Regions from separate parts of the Homo sapiens genome. Here region 2 is linked to region 1. Evidence: read pairs that join two places in POLR2A ChIA-PET (ENCODE). Cell type or tissue: PC-9. All regions are shown on one strand. Each heading gives the region's core, and the rest is flanking DNA. Links, peaks and the distances in the headings are about the cores only.

The links. Peaks named below come from ENCODE experiments on the same cell type or tissue, not always from the same donor. Only the 100,000 strongest peaks of a DNase experiment are listed, where the experiment ranks them.
Region 2: POLR2A ChIA-PET joins it to region 1 with 21 read pairs; 3 of 35 experiments call an interaction of 5 or more read pairs at or near these places.

The regions. Positions count from the first base shown.
Region 1 is chr1:203,832,509-203,838,832 of GRCh38, forward strand. ZBED6 (zinc finger BED-type containing 6) reads left to right here. Exons shown (of 17, transcript NM_001395895.1): 9 at 1,283-1,345; 10 at 5,458-5,556. It overlaps ZC3H11A (zinc finger CCCH-type containing 11A), which reads left to right. Exons shown (of 18, transcript NM_001376342.1): 10 at 1,283-1,345; 11 at 5,458-5,556. It also overlaps the pseudogene RPL35AP5. Among named protein-coding and RNA genes, the nearest start is that of SNRPE, 26 kb to the right of the region's middle. In PC-9, for the core only: no CTCF peak of the experiment used is centred there; no DNase peak of the experiment used is centred there.
Region 2 is chr1:203,534,055-203,540,378 of GRCh38, forward strand. No RefSeq gene overlaps it. Among named protein-coding and RNA genes, the nearest start is that of OPTC, 43 kb to the left of the region's middle. In PC-9, for the core only: no CTCF peak of the experiment used is centred there; DNase peaks (open chromatin) are centred at 3,067 and 4,217; H3K4me3 peaks cover 701 bases; H3K27ac peaks cover 4,421 bases.

The sequences.
Region 1 (6,324 bases), core at 405-5,404:
CGCCACCACGCCTGGCTAATTTTTGTATTTTTGGTAGAAACGGGGTTTCACCATGTTGGCCACACTGGTCTTGAACTGCTGGCCTCAAATCATCTGCCTGCCTCAGCCTCCCAAATTGCTGGGATTATAGGTGTTAGCCACCACACCCGGCCTGTAACGAAGTATTTTCACTTAATAATTTTAAGCCTAATAAGGAATTATAGATATAGATATATTTAAATGTTTGTGCAATTCAAACAACAAAGAATTAGAAGAAAGAGAGCTCACTTCTTCCTGAGGTGATCAGAGATAGTTATATTGGACAGTTAACATCGGAGTAGAGTACAGTTTCATTCAACATATCAAAGTGCATAAGCAAAAGGATAGTTTCAGCTTTATAACCAATTGGTTAAGAATACAATCTGTCTTATACTCGACTGCTATTAATAATTAGTACTATTCTAGGCTGTGCGCAGTGGCTTACATGTATAATCCCAGCACTTTGGGAGGCTGAGGCGGGCGGATCGCTTGAGGCCAGGAGTTCAAGACCAGCCTGGCCAACATGGTGAAACCCTGTCTCTACTAAAAATACAAAAATTAGGCTGGGTGTGGTGGCTCACGCCTGTAATCCCGGCACTTTGGGAGGCCGAGGCGGGCAGATCACAAGGTCAGAAATTCGAGACCAGCCCGACCAACGCGGTGAAACCTTGTCTCTACTAAAAATACAAAATTTAGCTGGGCATGGTGGTGCACGCCTGTAATCCCAGCTACTCAGGCTGAGGCAGGAGAATCGCTTGAACCCGGGAGGTGGAGGTTGCAGTGAGCCGAGATCGGGCCACTGCACTCTAGCCTGGGCGACAGAGTGAGACTCTGTCTCAAAAAAAAAAAAAAAAAAAACACCAGGTGTGGTAGTGTGCGCAGTAGTCCCAGCTACTTGGGAGGCTGAGACAGGAGAATTGCTTGAACCCAGGAGGTGGAAGTTGCAATGAGCCAAGATGGCACCACTGCACTCCAGCCTGAGTGACAGAGCAAGAGTCTATTATTATTATCAAAATAATAATAATAATTAGTACTATGCTATTGCTTCTGTTTAGGCTGTATGTTTGGCTGTTTATTATTAATAGGTTTGGGTTTTTTTTTTTTTTTTTTGATATAATGGCCTTCCTTAAGACTGAGACCTGATTTTCAAGAGACTTTCTGGGTGGATTTACACTAATATCAGAACATACTTTGTACCCATTAGTAGTTACTGAATACAGAAAAATTGACTAAGGATAGAGAAATTCTGCTTTTGCCATTTCAGGAGAAGAACCCTTGGTTAGATTGAGTCTTACTGAGAGACTGGGGAAACGAAAATTTTCAGCAGGTAAGATAAGTTTTGTGTATATCTTTTCTTTTCTACTTGTTTGTGCATTAACATGATAGCTTCTCCAAACTCTTTTTATACAGATCTTTGTTATTGGTGCCCCTGTATTGGCTGAAAGCACTTATAAATTCCTCATGTTTTCATGAGTGCATTATACCTTTTATTGAAGATACAGAGATTTAAAGTGTTACAATTGAACTAGATTATGACCATGACCAGCGTTTTGGAAGGAACTAGATTTTAAAAATGGTAAAGAACACCTCTATTTCTCTGAACAAATTTAAATGTGAGTTTTTAGAGGCGAGAAAAATGATTGGTTAATATAATGTGTGTCTCTTAGAATACAGGAATCCCTAAGAAGAAAGAAGAAAGTATGTATATATAAAATTTGAGTCCTTGAGTCTATTGGTGCTTGCTTATTTATTTATTTATTTAGAGACAAGAGTCTTGTTTTGTTACCCAGGCTGGAGTGCAGTGGTGCAATCTCAGCTCACTGCAACCTCCACCTCCTGGACTCAAGTGATCCTCCTGCCCCAGCCTCTCAAGTAACTGGGACCATAGGCCTACACCACCATACCTGGCTAATTTTTGTATTTTTTATAGTGATAGGGTTTCACCATGTTGCCCAGGCTGGTCTCCAACTCCTGGGCTCAAGTGATCTGTCGGCCTTGGCCTCCCAAAGTACTGCAATTACAGGCATGAGATACCATGCTTGGCTGCTATTTTATTTTTGGGGGAGTACTTTACCATATTAGTAAATTGTTGTATAACTACCCTAACGTGTCTGACTCCAAAAAATTATTATTATCATTTGAAACGAGAGTCTTGCTCTGTCGCCCACGCTGGCGTGCACTGGCACAATCTCAGCTCACTGCAACCTCCACCTCCTGGGTTCAAGTGATTCTCCTGCCTCAGCCTCTCAAGTAGCTGGGATTACAGGCACTACCCCTGGCTAATTTTTGTATTTTTAGTAGAGATGGGGTTTCCACCATGTTGGCCAGGCTGGTCTCGAACTCCTGCCCTCAGGTGATCCACCCGCCTCTGCCTCCCAAAGTGCTGGGATTATAGGCATGAGCCACTGCTCTGGCCTTCAAAAAATTATTTTGAAAATTTTTTCTGACTTCAGAATTTTCTTCATACTGTTTTAAATGTCCTAAAAAGGAAACCTTATCTATCTCTATTTTGTGTTGTCTTTGATGCAGTTCTCACTACCCTATCTTCAGAACCGTTCTGAACTTAGTCACATTTCAAAGTTTCAGACAGTGAGAGATGGGAATGTATTGTTGAATCAGTTATGCACTTTACGCTCTAAGTAATAAAAAACTTTCAGCGATGAGATAATGCCCATGAATGAAATTAATATTTGCTGTGGCTTTGCTGTATATCAAAGAACATTATGTAAATTCTCATCGAATCCTTGGCAACCATGAGTAAACCATGCACAATGCTTGGCACTTGATATCAGTAAATATTTTCTGCACTGAGCTCAAACTCAGGAAGGGTTAAATAACTTGCCTAAGGTTATAGTCAGATGAATACATTACACGTTATACAGTCATTTACGAAAAAAGCTTAGAAGAGACAGAAATGAGGCAGTCTTTAGAAATCTCTTCTAGCTGTAAATCAAGAAACAATAACAGTTCTAGATTTTAAGAGCAGTATTTTATTTTTGTTTATTTATTTATTTACAATAGCGCAAATCCACTTTTACTGACTTTTCATTAGCTTAAACCCTTGTGGTGTACAGCGTCACTCAGATTCTGTGTCCAATAGCATTAGCAGGAAGATTGCTTTGGAATTTGGCATGAACCACACCACTGTTTCCATGGGCTTGAGTTACCTTTCCCCAGATGACTCTGGTTTTGTTTGGTTTGCCACCAGGAGTCACTGTGTTGTCCTTTGCTTTGTATACATAAGCACATCTCTTGCCCAAATAGAATTTTGTTTCATCTGGGGCATAAACACCTTCAATTTTAAGAAAAGCTATGTGCTCCCTTTTTTTCCGGAGACCCCACTTATAGCCAGCAAAAATGCCCTTGGACCACAGCCTTCCAGACATACTTCCTTTAAGAAGTCCTGTTCCCAGGAGGCCTCCACAGGATCCAAGATGGTGGGGAGAGCTAAGAGCAGTATTTTAATATCTCAGCATGTATTTAGAGTACAAACCAAACCAGGGTTCCAAATTAATAGGACTTTCAGCTTGGATAAAGCTGATCTAGAAATTTTAGGTAGAAAAAAATAATACTAAGCCAGGTATGGTGGTGCATGCCTGTCATCCCAGCTGCGTGGGCAGCTGAGGTTAGAGGATCCCTTGAGTCCAGGAGTTTGAGTCCAGTCTGGGCAACATAGCAAGACCCTGTCTCTAAAAATAATAATTAAAAGTTCTTAAAATATAGAAATGAGCTGTTTTAACATCAGCATACCTGTAAACTTTGTGATGGTTTTATATTTAAATTATAAATGAGGGGAGAGAAACAATCATACTCTGTGTAGGGTCTTTTGAAGCTTTGATACCTTGCAAACAATGTAACTTCAGTCAAGTAATCTAAAAAACCGTTTTTAAAAACTGGTGACTTTTAAACAACTTGTATTGAACAGTGTAATAAAACTAGAAGGCTGGGCGCGGTAGCTTACGCCTGTAATCCCAGCACTTTGAGAGGCTGAGGCAGGTGGATCACAAGGTCAGGAGTTCGAGACCGGCCTGATCAACATGGTGAAACTACTAAAAATACAAACATCTCTACTACAAAAAAGTCTACTAAAAATACAAAAATCAGCCAGGCATGGTGGCATGCGCCTGTAATTCCAGCTACTCGGGAGGCTGAGGTAGGAGAATCGCTTGAACCCGGGAGGTGGAGGTGGCAGTGAGCTGAGATCTTCCCACTGCACTCCAGCCTGGGCGAAAGAATGAGACTCCGTCTCAGAAAGCAGCTAGAATTAGGAAACTTGATTTAGGTCTTGGCTGTATCACTAACTAGTTGATGACTTGGGTAAGATACAGAATATTTCAGAACCTTAGATTTCTTTTCTAGAATTGGAGAGAGAGGGGTTATGTGGCTCTTAAAGTCTTCATACTAAAAAACTTAAAATTTAATAATTCTTAACCTGTCTTCCTCATCCTGTATGCATTTACTTAATTCAGCAGCTGACCAGTTAAGATTTTTGGGGGGGCCTGGCATAGTGCTGTAATCCTAGCATTTGGAGGCTGAAGTGGGCAGATCACCTGAGCTCAGGAGTTCAAGACCAGCCTGGGCAACATGGCAAACCCTTGTCTCTACTAAAAATACAAAAATTAACCAGGCATGGCATGTGCCTATAGTCCAGCTACTTGGGAGGCTGAGGTGGGAGGATCGCTTGAGCCTAGGAGGTGGAGGTTGCAGTGAGCTGAGATTGCACCACTGCACTCCAGCCTGGGTGACAGAGTGAGATCCTGTCTCAAAAAAAAAAAAAAGGGTTCTTTTGTACATGAAGATTTTTCACATTTCTAATTCTGAACTTTAATCTCAACCAGGGTTTATGACCTTTCATTTGTAGGTTTGTCAGTTAATTTATTTGGTAAATGTTTGTGTATTCTAATTTTTTGTTCTTTCCCTTGTCTCTCTTTTTTTTTTTTTCTTGAGAATGGGGCCTTGCTGTATCGCCCAGGCAGGAGTGTAGTATTATGATCATAGCTCAGTATTATGATCATAGCTCACTGTAGCCTTTCTACCTCCTGGGCTCAAGTGATCCTTCTGCTTCAGCCTCCTAAGTAGCTGGGACCACAGGTGTGTGCCACCATGCCTGACTATTTTTTATTTTAATTGTTTTAGAGACAAGGTCTTGCTGTGTTGCCCAGGCTGGTCTCGAACTCCTGGCCTTAAGTGATCCTCCTGCCTTGACCTCCCAAAGTGCTGAGATTACAGGCCTGAGCCACTGCACCTTGCCTTCCTTACCTCTTTTCTCCGACATTTTTATGTTTCTAACATTGAACTCTAAGGAAGCTGGTGAACAAACACGCCATATGTATGCAGAACACTTAACAGAATTATGCTATGTTGTCTGTTTTTGTTTGTATTTCTTGTCCTTGCTGAAGATTGACTTGAAATCTTAAACTAAGTTCTCCCTCTTTATAGGCGGTGACAGTGATCCTCCATTAAAGCGTAGCCTGGCACAGAGGCTAGGGAAGAAAGTTGAAGCTCCAGAAACTAACATTGACAAAACACCAAAGAAAGGTACCTGTGTTCTTACATACTTTGTGTGTGTATGTAATTATGACACTTGTGTCTTGTAATGCTAACAGCTATGGTTTTTCATTCTTTTGTTCAGGTAAATAGGTTATCTTGTATTTGTTATATTATTCACTCAACAAACATTTGATCCTTAGTCTGCTAGATTCTGGGTAGACACCATTGAAAAAAACACCGTCACACTCCTCAGGAGCTTATAGTATAAATGGCAGGTAGGAATACTTATAAATGCGATAAATTTTGTAACAGAGAAAAGTACACAGTGTTATGGTAACACATAGGAGAGGCATCTATTATTACCATCTGTTAGGGGAAGGTTCACAGAAGAAGTTATGTTAAAGTTTAGACCTAAGACATGAGTTAGAAATTAGCCAGGTGAAGTTCGAGAGCCAGAGACTGTGTCTCAGGCAGAGAGAATAACTCCTGCAAAGGCAGAGCTAAGAGTGGTATGCTCAAGGAACTGCATATGGCTGAAACATAGAAATGGGCTGAAGAGTGTGGTGACTAGATCATAATATAGTCTTTAAGCCATGTTAGAAAGTTTGGACTTATTCTAAGATAGTAACAACCCATTGAAAGGTTATAAACAGGCCGGGCACGGTAGGTCATGCCTGTAATCCCAGTACTTTGGGAGGCCGAGGTGGGTGGATCACCTGAGGTCAGATGTTTGAGACCAGTCTGGCCAACATGGCAAAACCCCATCTTTACTAAAAATACAAAAAAATTAGCTGGGCAGGGTGGCACGCACCTATA
Region 2 (6,324 bases), core at 886-5,885, 300 kb before region 1:
GGAATTAACCCAGCCACATCTCAGATGACTGTGGTCTTAATTCAGACCAAGAAATAGACTGTATTTCAGCATTAATAGGGGAAGCATATAAAATTAATTTAAGACCTTTCATGCACCAGGTACTGGGTAGATGTTTTTGTATATTTTGTGTGTTGCAATCCTTATGACAACCTCATGAGTGAAAACTTATTATCTGCTAGATAAAATAAAACTAAGGCCCAGAGAGGCTAGGTGGCTTGTTCAAAGACACAGAGCAAATTAATATAGAGATGGGATCAGAATTAAAGTCTGTGGCACCAAAGCCTGTTCTTAACCCCACAAAGTCTCATTCAAGTGAGTAATTCAGCATCTCTCAGGTCAAAGTTCTGCAGATTCAGGCCCCGGTGCCTAACCACTGTGAGATGTCAGACAAAGGCTGACCTTGTTTCTCTTTCATGAGGATTACCACTTCTGACGTCTCCTAGAGCTTCCATGGAGAATGTAAAATTAAATGTGGACCCAGAATCGCAATCAATTTTCATTGCAGTTTCTGTTGGAGTTGGCTTACTTCTTTCCTTGAAAGGTTCTTGTAAGAACTAGCTGCAGTCACAAGATGATTCATGATTAGGAGCATGCTGAAGTTAAGATGGCCATTTGAGAAAACACAGAGCAGGCTGTGTCACCTCCTTGGCAGCCGGGAGGTCTTGGGTGATGACTCCCTTGTCTCTCGGCTCTTGGCCAACTGGTCCACCACTGACAAGCCTGTTCAAAGCCATTCTATCCCTCACAGCCCAGGGAGTGTTACCACTCCCCAGCCAAGAGCTGGAGAATCCTGTTCTAGCCACAGAGATAATATGTGTACAAGAAGAGTCTATCTTTTTTCCCTCCTTCAACCCCAATCCCATAGGGACAAGAAACAGAGGCAGAGACAGGGAGAATGAGTAGAGGGAGGAGGTTAGCACAAAGAGAGAAGAAGCCCATCGCCCGGCCCCTGCCCAGACAGCCCACCTTGGCAGCCCCAACAGCCCACCTTGGCAGCCCCAACCACACAAAAGGCTATAGCTTAAGTTGGAAACTTTTATTATTACACGGGGCTTGACATTTTAATTTCTAAATTGGGGCAGAGTTTGACAACTTAACATGACCCGAAAGACTTACCTAAGAGTGAATACAAAGTCAGAAGACTGGCTGGGTGCGGTGGCTCATGCCTGTAATCCCAACACTTTGGGAGGCCAAGGTGGGTGGACCACCTGAGGTCAGGAGTTTGAGACCAGCCTAGCCAACATGACAAAACCCCATCTCTACTAAAAATACAAAAATTAGCCAGGCTTGGTGGTGCATGCCGGTAATTCCAGCTACTTGGGAGGCTGAGGCAAGAGAATCGCTGCCATTGCACTCCAGCCTGGGTGACAGAGCGAGACTCCGTCCCAAAAAAAAAAAAAAAAAAAAGAAAGTCAGAAGACTGTGTGATTTTTTTAATACAGGAGCAGAGGAGGAAATTTTCCAAGGTAAATAAACTTTAAAGGAAAGTGAGAGACAAAATAAGGCACTTCCTGATTATAGCCCTTGAGTACTGTGTGTACACCATCCAAGTACCACTCCATATCCACCAAATGGGATCTGTGTCCTGCTTCCCACCTTTTCCCTAATTGTCCCCTGCAAACACTGCTGCAGACCACTGCCTTTCCCTGTCAGAGTTCCATCCTTCCATCAAAGACAGCCTTTTCCTTGTCTGCAGATGTTGGCCACCAGTGGTTGGGTCCTTTATGTCTTAGTCCCACAAACCCACAGCACAGTCCCAGACAGAAAATCTTGTTAGAGACTGAGCTATGTTCCTTCAAATTCATATGTTGAAGTCCCAACTGACAGTACCTCAGAATGTGACTCTATTTGGAGACAGGGCCTTTAAAGAGGGGATTAAGTTAAAATGAAGTCATTACGGCAGGCCCAATCCAATATTACTGGTGTCCTTAGAAGAAAAGGAGACCAGGAAACGGACACAGAGGGAAGATCACATGAAGACACAGGAAAGAGACAGTCATCTGCAAGCCAAGGACAGTGGCCTTGGAAGAAACTAACCCCATGAACATCTCCATCAATATTTGCTGAATTGTTTTTGAATAATACAAATCTTAAGTATCATTTTTAATTTTTTTTTTGAGACAGAGTCTTGTTCTGCTGTCCAAGCTAGAGTGCAGTGGCACAATCTCAGCTCACTGAAGCCTCCGCCTCCTGGGTTCAAGTGATTCATCTGCCTCAGCATCCCAAGTAGCTGGGATTACAGGCACATACCACCACGCCTGGCTAATTTTGTATTTTTAATAGAGATGGGGTTTCACCATGTTGACCAGGCTGGACTCGAACCCCTAGCCTCGAGTGATCCGCCCACCTCGGCCTCCCAAAGTGCTGGGATTACAGGTGTGAGCCACTGCACCTGGCTTTAAGTATAATTTTTAATGTCTTCCCAACACTTCATTATATGGCCACTTCATATTACATTTAATCAACTCCTACTGTTGAATTTCAGACTGCTTCCAAATTTTCCCTAGTTTAAAGAATGCCTCTATGAATATTGTTGTTCAGAGTTTTTGGTGTTCAATTGAATTATTTCCTTAGCATAAATTTTCATGAGCAAGATTACTTGTCAAAAGCAAGACTATGTTTATGGCTCTCTAGGACTATACCAATCTGAAACATTATCAGCACTGAATGAGTTCACCCATTTCCTGAGAGTCTTACCAGACTGGAATTTATCAACTTGAGGTCACTGTAGTCTGACCCAGGGATGCTGCTTCTTTTCACCTCTTGGGTATTGCTCCTATATTCAGGGGTCTGCCCATCCCCGTTGCCAACACAAACTACCTGCCCAAGTTCTCATATGTGTCTAAATCCTGATGAAAGTCTCTTTCTCCAGGAAACCTGCCCCACTTTATTCGGCAGGGCTCTGTTCTTTCCTATATTTTCCCTTCCTTCACACACTAATCTCTTTGGATTACGCAAACCCCCAAGTTGTTGGGCAATTGTGTACCAGAGAGTAGAGGGAGATGAGAGGCCTTACCAGAAAGATCCTGAAATTCTTGCTGATAAGGGCACCTCAGGCTCAAATGTTGAAATGAGAGAAGTAAAAGAGATGTCATCAGATTGTACCTAAGCTAATCAAGTGAGTCATGGTGGTTGCAAAGTTTGGCCGGGCTTACTGGGGTAGAGGTGAGGAATGGGATGAGGGGAGGTGGTGCCAAATGTCCAGAGTCCAGGTTGCCATTGAAAAGTGATCATGATTGGAACCCTGCCGGGAAGGCAGAGACCTGATAGCAGAGGGTTTGGTATCATGCTAATGAGTTCAGATTGTCACTGGAAAGACACAGGGGGCCATGAAAGGCTTTGAGGCAGGTGAGCTGATCAGTCTTAGACTTTTGTATAGTTGAGATAATGAACTGGCAAGGAGGGATATGAGAAGCAAGAAGGTCTGTTAGGAGGTTGTTTGTATTTCTCCAGTGGAGAGATGCCCAGGGCTTGAGCTAGGATCTTCAGCTTTTTAATTTGTGTTTGTATTGTCTCCTCAATAAGTGTGGCAGGCAGGACTCCTGGGGGGAAGAACTGTTTTCTGTTCCTTGTGTCTCTCCCAAGATGGTAGCACCATGCTTGGCACACAGTGCTGTGCACTTAAAGGCTTGTGAATACGCAGAGCCCTTTCTGGGGTGGAAATATCCAGGGGGTGAGGCAGCCACTGTTCCTCTGGCTTCAGGGAGCTTCCAGTCTGATGTGAGAGATCTAGAAACCATGGATCATCATCATTCAAAAGGACTTTAGAGAGCATCTAGTCAAACTCCCTCACTTTACAAACGGGAAATTGAGGCTCAGAGGAAGAAAGTAACACAAGATTGGAATCCAGATCTCCTGGCTCCTGGTCAAGGAAAGAAGCCATCTCACAGCATTTTTCATGAAGGAGTCATGGTCCCTGCTCTTGGGAAGCTTCCATCCAGGCAGAAGAAGCCCAGCATCTAGTCAGTTGTAGGGGCAGAATGCAATGTACAGGTGCAGGCACAGACATCAGCACTTAGGTGGGTACAGATACAACACAAACTGTAGAGAGCAGATGGGTGGGGGGGGTAAGCAGTGATGGAACATTTACTGTGAGCCAGGCACTGCAATCATGACTTTCACCAAATATGTACACAGTCTTCACCATTCATGAATGAGTTGATATGTTTACCCACGTCCACGTAAAAGATGAAGAAACCACAGCTCAGGCTGATAAGAGTCAGAGCCCTGGCTCAAAACAGGACTGGCCGCTGCCAAAGGCCTTCTCTCACTAGGGCTCCAAGCTGCCTCTGCTGAAGGCGCACAGGGTTGTAGGGTGACAGGATTTGATGTGGTGGCTGAAGTTCACTTGGTGTGGCAGAACTGGGAAATAAAAAACCTGTGTTGATATTTCCTTTCTAACCCTACCACATAGCAACCATGGGACTTCAGAAAATAATGAAACCTCTCTCAGCTTCAACGTTCTATAAGATGAGGTTAAATCTGCCCTGCCTAACTTACAGGGTGGTTGAGAGACTTAAACAAGATAATGTGCTTAATGTGTTTGTGAACCATAAAGAAAGTTCTGGGACAGTGAGAGGGAGCCTGAGATCGGGAGCATTTCCCGAAGACTGGTGGCTATAGCATCGCAGGGATGGAGACACCAGTTGCATTGAGGTGGAGCCTGCATTGGGATCTCTGAGCAGGACTGACACAGAGCCAGGGTCTGTGCTCCTTGGCTCTATTTTTCATGCAGTTAAGTACCCCTAAAAACTAAAGCATTTGCCAAATGAGCAACTTCCTTGGGAGCATTTGCTACCCATTGTTTGTAACAAGCCTCTGGAAGCCAGAACTGGCTTCTCCATCAGATACAGAGATCATGGCCTTTGGCTCAGTATTCCCAGAGTTCCCAAGAGGAAAAAAAGACACCACGAGTAACATTGGGGAAGTGGGAGCCTAGAGTAAATGCTGGCTGGGCCACCTGCTATCCATGTGATTTGGGAAAGTCACCATACCTTCTGGAACCCCAGATTCCTCCTTTGTAAATTGGCAGAGCTCTAGAAGTTCTCTCACTCAATGGGATCGACACTAGTGGTAAGTAGTTTATTTTAAAAAATTAGTTAAAGCCAGACATCATAAAAAATGATATATATTTACTTTAAACCTTGAGTTTCAACTTAAAATAGCTAAATGCACATGAATACAGGTCAATCCTTTGATGTAAGGCTGGGCCTTTTGGGTTTGCTGATTAGAATCCAAGATGGTTTCCTTCCACAAGCCATGCCAGCAATGCATAGTCAATGATTTCCTCAAAATGAAACCAGAGCTTAAAGACTCTTAAAAATAAATAGAAAAGTAAAATTCTTTTAGATGCTTATGACTTCGTTCCCAATATCCCAATATTTTACCATTGTCTCTCCCACAACTAATTTTTTGTTTGTTTGTTTCTTTTTTTTTTTTTTTTTTTTTTTTTGAGATGGAGTCTCGCTCTGTCACCCAGGCTGGAATGCGGCAGCGCGGTCTCAGCTCACTGCAACCTCCAACTCCTGGGTTCAAGAGGTTCTTCTATCTCAGCCTCCCGAATAGCTGGGATTACAGGCAGCCACCACCACACCCCGTTAATTTTCTTTTGTATTTTTAGTAGAGACAGGGTTTCACCATGTTGGCCAGGCTGGTCTAAAACTCCTGACCTCAGGTGATCCGCCCGCCTCAGCCTCCCAAAGTACTGAGTTTACAGGCATGAGCCATTGCGCCTGGCCTCCACACCTAATTTAATTGTGAATTTTGAGGGACTCACTTTTACAAGTATTTCCAAAACTTTCAACCCTGTTGTGTTTTTTTTTTTAAGAAAACACTATTTACTCTAACAATCAAACCCAGAAATGTATAGCAATTCAAGAACAATGGAAGTTTCTTATTCACATAGAGGCCAAAGCAGGTGCTCCTAATTGATGAGTGGCTCTCCTCCAAGCATGATTCAGGGATGTGTAGGCCCTTCATTTTTGGCTCTGCAATCTTCCATATGTGGCTTCCAAGGTTACTGCTTTTGAATGCATCAAGTGAGAAGAAGGGGAAAGAAAGAGGCGAAGGACGATGAAGGCACACTCGCTCTTAACTAACTACCTCAGCCTGGAAGATAAGAAGTGGAAGCATACCACTTCTGCTCACAGTCCCTTGGTAAGAAAAGTAGAGACATAGTCCCATCCAATGCAAAGGGTTCTGGGAAATGTAGTCCAACTCTGTGCCCAGCAATTAGAGGAGACAGGTTTGTGAGGACATAGCCAGTCTCTGCCACATGAGACTATGCTATCATAGAAAAACTCT